Linked DNA regions of Homo sapiens: region 2 is linked to region 1. The links are chromatin contacts, found by Hi-C or POLR2A ChIA-PET in ENCODE. All regions are on one chromosome and are shown on one strand. The core of a region is the stretch at or near the end of the contact, and the rest is flanking DNA. Distances in the headings are between cores, read along the strand shown. Region 1 holds the start of CAV2 (caveolin 2). Region 2 holds the start of ST7-AS1 (ST7 antisense RNA 1).

The links. A loop is a pair of places that touch in the nucleus more often than their neighbours do. ChIA-PET counts read pairs that join two places held with the same protein, here RNA polymerase II (POLR2A). Pooled maps may share reads with other maps.
Region 2: a loop to region 1 is called in a map of K562, with 2.1 times the contacts of the local background. The contact joins the promoter of ST7-AS1 here to the promoter of CAV2 in region 1. A Hi-C loop is called at or near these places in 1 of 168 maps with a recorded cell type or tissue (K562) and 2 of 50 pooled maps. POLR2A ChIA-PET finds 5 or more read pairs at or near these places in 1 of 52 experiments (PC-3).

What each region holds. Positions count from the first base shown.
Region 1 is chr7:116,498,162-116,501,844 of GRCh38, forward strand. It overlaps CAV2 (caveolin 2), which reads left to right and starts at 1,577. Exons shown (of 3, transcript NM_001233.5): 1 at 1,577-1,770; 2 at 2,099-2,286. The coding sequence starts at 1,621. CAV2-DT (CAV2 divergent transcript) reads right to left here and starts at 1,355. Exons shown (of 3, transcript NR_188012.1): 1 at 1,193-1,355. RefSeq lists enhancers at 592-1,093, 1,140-1,279 and silencers at 1,460-1,549, 3,334-3,628.
Region 2 is chr7:116,952,247-116,955,929 of GRCh38, forward strand. ST7-AS1 (ST7 antisense RNA 1) reads right to left here and starts at 2,088. Exons shown (of 1, transcript NR_002330.1): 1 at 200-2,088. ST7 (suppression of tumorigenicity 7) reads left to right here and starts at 1,255. Exons shown (of 16, transcript NM_001369598.1): 1 at 1,255-1,445. The coding sequence starts at 1,295. ST7-OT4 (ST7 overlapping transcript 4) reads left to right here and starts at 1,602. Exons shown (of 5, transcript NR_002329.2): 1 at 1,602-1,863; 2 at 2,215-2,433; 3 at 2,728-2,907. RefSeq lists enhancers at 801-910, 1,326-2,249 and silencers at 1,171-1,240, 1,451-1,650, 1,711-2,010, 3,608-3,683.

The sequences.
Region 1 (3,683 bases), core at 327-2,826:
CTGTTCTTTTTTATTTCTGTAATTTTTACTGTTTCAAAAATGATCTTTTTTCTTTCGGAAGAAGCAATTCTTCAAATCCAGTTCACATAAGGGGATTTGATATGTTCAACAAGCTCCAAATACACTGTATCCAGCAATACCTACTACATGCCTACTTTGAGCTCTGAGCAACCTGCACCTCAAGCCTAGTTCTCATTGTTTTGCTTTTGGCAAATTTTCACTAAGTGCCCTTCCTCCCCAAACACACGTATATGTCTACCAGACCCTAAAGCCCTTTATGAACATGCAAACTCCTCCCTTCTGAAAACCTTTGCGTGAGTGGTCAGCAGGCTAATTCATCCATTGCAATGTGGCTTTGTGTTAGGGTTCTGTTTCCGTGCTGCCTGCAAGATAATCACAGATGTGACTGCATCTTAGAAGTTCCTGAATCTTTCAAGACAGTCTGGTTCACAAGAAAATTAAAAGGTGGAGGTCGGGCGCGGTGGCTCACGCCTGCAATCCCAGCACTTTGGGAGGCCGAGGCGGGCGGATCACCTGAGGTTGGGAGTTCGAAACCAGCCTGACCAACATGGGGAAACCCCGTCTCTGCTAAAAATACAAAATTAGCCAGGCGTGGTGGTGCATGCCTGTAATCCCAGCTACTCGGGAGGCTGAGGCAGGAGAATCGCTTGAACCCGGGAGGCAGAGGTTGCGATGAGCCGAGATCGTGCCATTGCACTCCAGCCTGGGCAACAAGAGCGAAACTCTGCCACACACACACAAACACACACACACACACACACACGGTGTAGTTTAGGAAGTAAAAAAAAAAAAAAAAAAAAAATCAGATCTCCCCTCACACCTCAGATCTGAAGGCACAAACTCTAGGGCCAGGGCGTTCGCCTACCCAACTCCACATGCACTTGCAGGTCACCTAGCACTCAGGTACCTAGCACTCAGGTACATTGTGGCTCCTTACCTCTCACGACAGCAGCAACAACGTTGATTGGAAGTTTATCACTGTGTGTTACGGGCCATGGGCCATGTGTGTTAGAATTTTATGTGAAATTAACATTTAATTCTCACGGACACCCCTGAAACAGATGCCACAGCCCCCATTTTGCCAACGAGGCAGCTGAGGTTCCCAGAGGCTCAATACCAGCACCATGAGCCGCAGCACGCAAGGCAAACACAGCCGGAGGTGAGCACATACCTGCTTCGCACCCCATGCGCCTAACCACAAGGTTCCCTCCCTCCAGGAAGGCCGTTGTCTTCCCTGGGACGACTTGCCAGCTCTGAGGCATGACAGTACGGGCCCCCAGAAGGGTGACCAGGAGGCCCTCCTCGTCCCAGCTGCCGGCGTCGCCGCCCACTGCAGGGCCCGGGCTGTGACTCGTGGGGACGGTTCCCTGCGCCCCGGCGGGGGAGGTGGGCGGGGAGGGGCGGCGGGGCGCCGGGGCGGGGCTCGGGACGGCCGGGCTGGGAGCTGGAGCCCACAGCGGGAAGCGGCCGCCGCCCGGGCCTCGCAGGGCTAGGCGAGGCGAGGGGGGGCGGGGCCGGGCGCTACGGGAAGGGGAGGCCGCGCGGACCGGGAGCCGCACCGCGCCAGCCGGGCTGCAGCGGCCGCGCACCAAGGCTGCGATGGGGCTGGAGACGGAGAAGGCGGACGTACAGCTCTTCATGGACGACGACTCCTACAGCCACCACAGCGGCCTCGAGTACGCCGACCCCGAGAAGTTCGCGGACTCGGACCAGGACCGGGATCCCCACCGGCTCAACTCGCATCTCAAGGTGAAGCCCGGGGCGGGCGGGCCCAAGTCCCCGCTGAGGCCGGGAGGTGCGGGCGCCCCTCAGCCCCGCCCTAACCCGTCCCACCATTGCTACCGGGTCGGCCCCGCAGGGTCTGAGACCCGCACCCTTCCCCGGTCCCACCCGTCACCAGGCCGCCCGCGTAGCCAGGAATTCTTAGCCAGGTTCCTGTGCGCCCACCGTGACCCTAAGAGAAGAGGCGGACGCCCTGGCACGTCCTTCCCTCCTGCTTCCCCCGCCCAAAGCGCTCCCGGTTCCCGGGGCGTCAGGTTGGCTGACAGTTCGGGGTCCCTGCGTCCTGTCTCCTCAGCTGGGCTTCGAGGATGTGATCGCAGAGCCGGTGACTACGCACTCCTTTGACAAAGTGTGGATCTGCAGCCATGCCCTCTTTGAAATCAGCAAATACGTAATGTACAAGTTCCTGACGGTGTTCCTGGCCATTCCCCTGGCCTTCATTGCGGGAATTCTCTTTGCCACCCTCAGCTGTCTGCACATCTGGTGAGACGGGGCACACCGGGTGGACCGGCTTTCTGAAACATGGGCATATTCTCCGCCACCTGCCCCCTACTCTCCTCTTATCCCAGGCCGGCGTCAGGAGGAGGAACGCGCATCAGTTCCCAAGCAGTAGGAAGAACTGGAAGGCCTTGAAAGGCAATGCGCTTCCTTTAGAATAACAGTTTGGGCTTGGAGTTTCAACAGGAGAAAGAATGTCGGTCTTTCCTGGGGTGTGATTTTCCTTGCATACATAAGGCTGGGCTGAGTGTGGAGGCGGGTACCTGGAAGCCACACTTCTTACCACAGGCTGCTCTCGGGGCCCTGTTGTGACTCGTACCTGCGGTTCTGGGCAGGACTCTTCTTTCTTTCATTGCCTTTTATTCAGTCACTGCCTGTGCTTGGGGTAAAACAAAAGTGATCTCTGAGCAGAATGCCGCTGACAGTAGAATTGGATGAGGATGTCAGACCTGGTTAAGCAGTAGTGTGGAGGGGCTGCTTCAACTTTGCCCCTGGCAGATGGCAAGGATGGGACCCAGAGGAAAGGGAGGTGTGTGCAGTTAAGGCGAGGGTCCCCCCCAGTACAAACGAATGAAAACTCCAGCTGCGGGATAATGAATGAGAAGGCCTCCAAATTACTTTTTCACTGATGAAACACAAATGGAAGTGGCATATAATTAAAGGGGAAAGAAATATGGAAGCCCACTGTATATTGATAGGATATTTTGAGTAACTCTATTCATACTCAAAATGTGTCCTAAACTGTAGAGAACTTTCTTAAGCATCTTTTAAATTTTTTATGGAAAATGTCATATTTTACCAATAAATGTTGTTGTGTTAGAAAATATCCACTTTAATCTGAGAGGAAGAATATTCAGATCATCCCCAGTATCACAACAGTTGTCACGCTAGTGCTTCAGGTTAGTCCTGGTGAAAGGTATAACCCAAGGTACCTCCGTGTCTTTCTTACACCTTTTATGATATTGCCACACCCTGATAAATACTCGGTGTTCATTGTTAGAAGTTACCAATTTATCCTTTATTTCTCTATACCACCTGAATCTTAATTTATTTAGTCAGTTAGCTAGCTAGTTAGTTCAACAAACTTTAAATTGATTGAGTGCTTAGTTTGTGCTGGGCACTGGGCCAGGATGAATGAGAGATAGGGTCTGCCTTCAGCTTACTCACAGCCTTATCAGGGCAGCTGGCTAGGTACAGAGATGGACGCTGAGAAAACACAGTCAACTGACAAAGAGGGAGGAACAGACAAGGCTTTGAAGAGTGAAAGGAGTCGAAAAAGACTTTGAAAGGATAAATGAAAATTCACCAAATACGTAAAGGATACACAAAGAACACCAATTTAATTTTATCACTAAAGGTTGTAAACAATTAAACTATGTTGA
Region 2 (3,683 bases), core at 838-3,337, 450 kb after region 1:
CCAATTTCACTTATTCTGGCCTGGATCTCACTGTAGTAGATCAAATGTGAGGAAGAAACAGTAGCCGAGAGAGGCTGGAATTAGTAAAAATTTAAGAGTAGTTCCATCCATTATGTATGCCGTAATAGGCCCTATATGTGAAAAGTTAAAGGAGCTTATTTAATTATGAAGGAAACTATTATACAAGTAAGCAAAACAATTTATAATAAAATATTCTTTATGCTCAGAATTTTAAAAATAGATGTAGACTGGAAAACCTGCAATTTCCTCATTACCATCTAATACATAGAAAGTCAAATCACTTACGGACAGAAACAGACTTGAAAATTTCAGCTGAGAAAACATTTTAGAATAAAAGAAACATTTTATTCAGCACAGTCAAAACAAAACAAAAACAACAAAACAATGTTTAAAATGGACTTTCTGTTAGAGGTGGCCGTTTCACAGTCAAAATTATCCCAGAGAATTGTTTATATTAAAAACAGGCTGAGAATAGTTTGACCTCTGATCACCAAAAAACCTGGAGGATAAACATTCATCTGTCAAGATTTCTCTGGAAAATCCCTGCGCTGCTTCAAAGAGACAGAACAAAGGTAAATAGCATCTGCCACCCAAATCTTGCTGAATAGAGTGATTTATCTTCAGGCCTACTAGCCGGCGACAGGAGCGCACCTCCTCCCTTCTCCTAGCTGTCCCGGGTTTATTCATTCCCTGAGCCTGAATCCTGATAAGGGAGCAGAGTAGGGTTTAAGACCTCGGACCCCAGAATACACCACTGCAATTGAATTTTGGTTCCACCTTAAGGTAAACTACGCAGCTGCTGTGAGCCTCAGTTTCCCTACCTATAGAAAGAGGATCGTAGTGGGGAATTGTTGCAGGGGTTAAATGAGATTGTACGGATCGTGGAGCAGCGCCTGGCGTGTGGTAAACGCTCAACTTATGCGGGTTGTAACTGCCTGAGGCGTTTCCTTCGGCGCGCCACTTGGCCTTCTCTTTCTAAATATTAGCATAATAAATATAAATGGACCCAGAACGCGAGGGGGCAGGGGCCACGTGATCGCTCCACGAAAGCCACTTGTAGGGACCTTTAGAGAGTTAGCAATAAGGCTGGAGAAGGAAAAGCCGGCGCGCCCGCGGCCCGCGCGATTTCCCGCCGAGCCCGCGTCCCCGGCGGCGGGCGGGCTCCGGGGGCGCCCGGGCCGCGGCGGCGGCGGCGGCGCGAGCTGCGCCTCCGGGCCGGTGAATCATCCCGGCAGACACCAAGAGCCGCGGCAGCAGAGAGGAGCGCTGAAACATGGCTGAAGCGGCCACGGGCTTTCTGGAGCAGCTCAAGTCCTGCATAGTTTGGTCTTGGACGTATCTGTGGACCGTGTGGTTCTTCATCGTGCTATTCCTGGTCTACATCCTGCGGGTGCCTTTGAAAATCAACGACAACTTGAGCACAGGTAAGGCCTGGGAGCCGGGCCCGCGGCGCCCACCCCTCCCCCGCCCCGGAAAGTTAGTGCAACTCGCGCGGGGCCGCGGCCAGGCGCGCGCTCGGGGACGCGCCGGGGCCCGCGCACCGGAGGCCCGCGGCTACCCGCCAGCAACGCGGCGGCTTAGGCGGCGGGGCCGGGCAGCTGGGCGCGCGGGGGCGGCCGGTGGCCTTCACGGCCCCGCGGAGGAAGAGCTGCGCCGCGCACAGCCCGCAAGGCGGGCCGGGCCGGGCCGGCAGCCGCCCTGCTGCGTCGCTGGTGGTCGGGAGACGGAGAAGAACGGGTGTCGCGGGCGAAGGAGTTCCCAGGACACCCCCTCGGGTGTCTGCGCCGGAACTCCGAGGGTTCCCCGGAGTTAGACCGAGTCCTTCCTCACGCCCTCCCGGCTGTGGGTGCCAAGCGGCCGAAGTGTGGTCGGGGAGGCGCCCTCCCGCCCGGCCGCGGAGGCCCGAGGGCGGCTGCCGGAGGGTGCTCGGCGGCGAAGCCCCCTGACCCGGCCGGGCTGTCCGGGCGGCGCCCTCCGTGGCCCGGAGTTGCGTCTTGCCGGGCGTGGGGCTGTCTCTCTGGTTGGGTAGTGGGGAGAGGGGTTCCCGAAGGCACTCTTGGGAGTGTATGGATGACGTGTCAGGTCACCAAATGGATTGTCGAAGGGACCGGAGGGAAGAGGGGAGAGCTGGAATTTCTGAGGGTTTCGGTTGCAGTTTTCAGTGATCTTTGCTCGTCTCCCTTCCCTGTAAAGCTACATATGCTCAGCAAGTGCCGCGTGCCTCCCATCCTTGGTCGGTGGTAAATGCAGGAGGTAATTAACAGGATCTTCACAAACTTGGAGCCAGCCCACTGAGTCGTTAAAAAAACACCCGCAAAGAAAACACACGAGCCTTAACACTCCAGAGAGTTCCGAAACACAAAGTAAATTTCGAGCTAAGGGTTACAGTCCTTTAAATCTGGAAATTTCAAGGTAGAGTGTTTTTGTTTTTGTTTTAAATTTTAATTTCACAGTACTGGGAAATTCTTACAGTCCTGAAGATATATACATATGTACACATATATATCTTCCCTTGTTAATCTCCATACTCTGGGAGTGCAAGTCTGGAAATGCATTTTCCTCAGGTGTTTAGCTGCATTAAAACGCTTTTTAAAACGCTTGAGATAATGTACTCATTTTGTTAGGAAACTTGTACCTTTCAGATACTAACTTAAGTATTTTGATTACTAACTTGAACTCATGTTCATATTTACATTTGTTTTGTAGTATCCCTCGGGATCGTGTCCCTGGGAGGCGGATAGGATTCAGCACTCTAGAATTGTCTCACCATTTGAATAGGTGCTGCTCAGCCCTTTTGAGTCTGTCATCGGAAAGACCATGGCTTTCTCGCTTTTCATCTTTTTGGATGGCTGCTTGTCGCAATATTGTCTTCTTCGCTTTAGACAAGTATGTCTCCAGGATACCTTCTGGTCTCAAAGTTCTATACCTTTAAGAAGTTGTTTGAATATATGTTTTAATGGAATTACGTATTTGTTGGTAACAGTGTTAGTCTGTTTTGTGCTGCTGTAACAGAATACCACAGATTGGGTAATTTTTAAAGAACACATTTTATTTCTTGTAGTTCAGGAGTCAGGGAAGTCTTGAGATCAAGGGACTGGCATGTGGGGAGGTCCTTCTTGCTGTCATCCCTTGGTGGAAGGTGGAAGGGTAAGAGAACATGAGAAAACAAGAGGGGGCCCACTTTCACTTTTATAACAAACCTACTCCCTCAATAACAAAATTAATTCATTCTTGAAGGCAGAGCCTTCATGACCTAATTACCACTCACAGGTCCCACCTTTCAACACTTTTGCACTTGGGATTTTCAAACACACTAGTTTTTAAAATATTAATGTTTCTCCTTATTACACACTTAAAATTTTATTTCATGATATACATTTGTATATCACATTTTCATCAGGTTAAATAATTACCCATGTATATATGTGTAAGTGTCACATCCAGTGCTCTGTGCAGATCAGGCAAGAAGCAAAATATCTACTGGGAAAATGTGTACTTCTTAAGGAAGGGCATTGTTAGGTCTTCTAGCAATTTAAATCTAGCATTTCTCAGAGATGCCTTTGTTAATTTGTGTAGGGGCAGTTCTAAGAGATAGCGAAAATATGAAGATGAACGTGCCATCCGGGCTGTACCTTGCTAGACACATGATAGAAGACCTGATG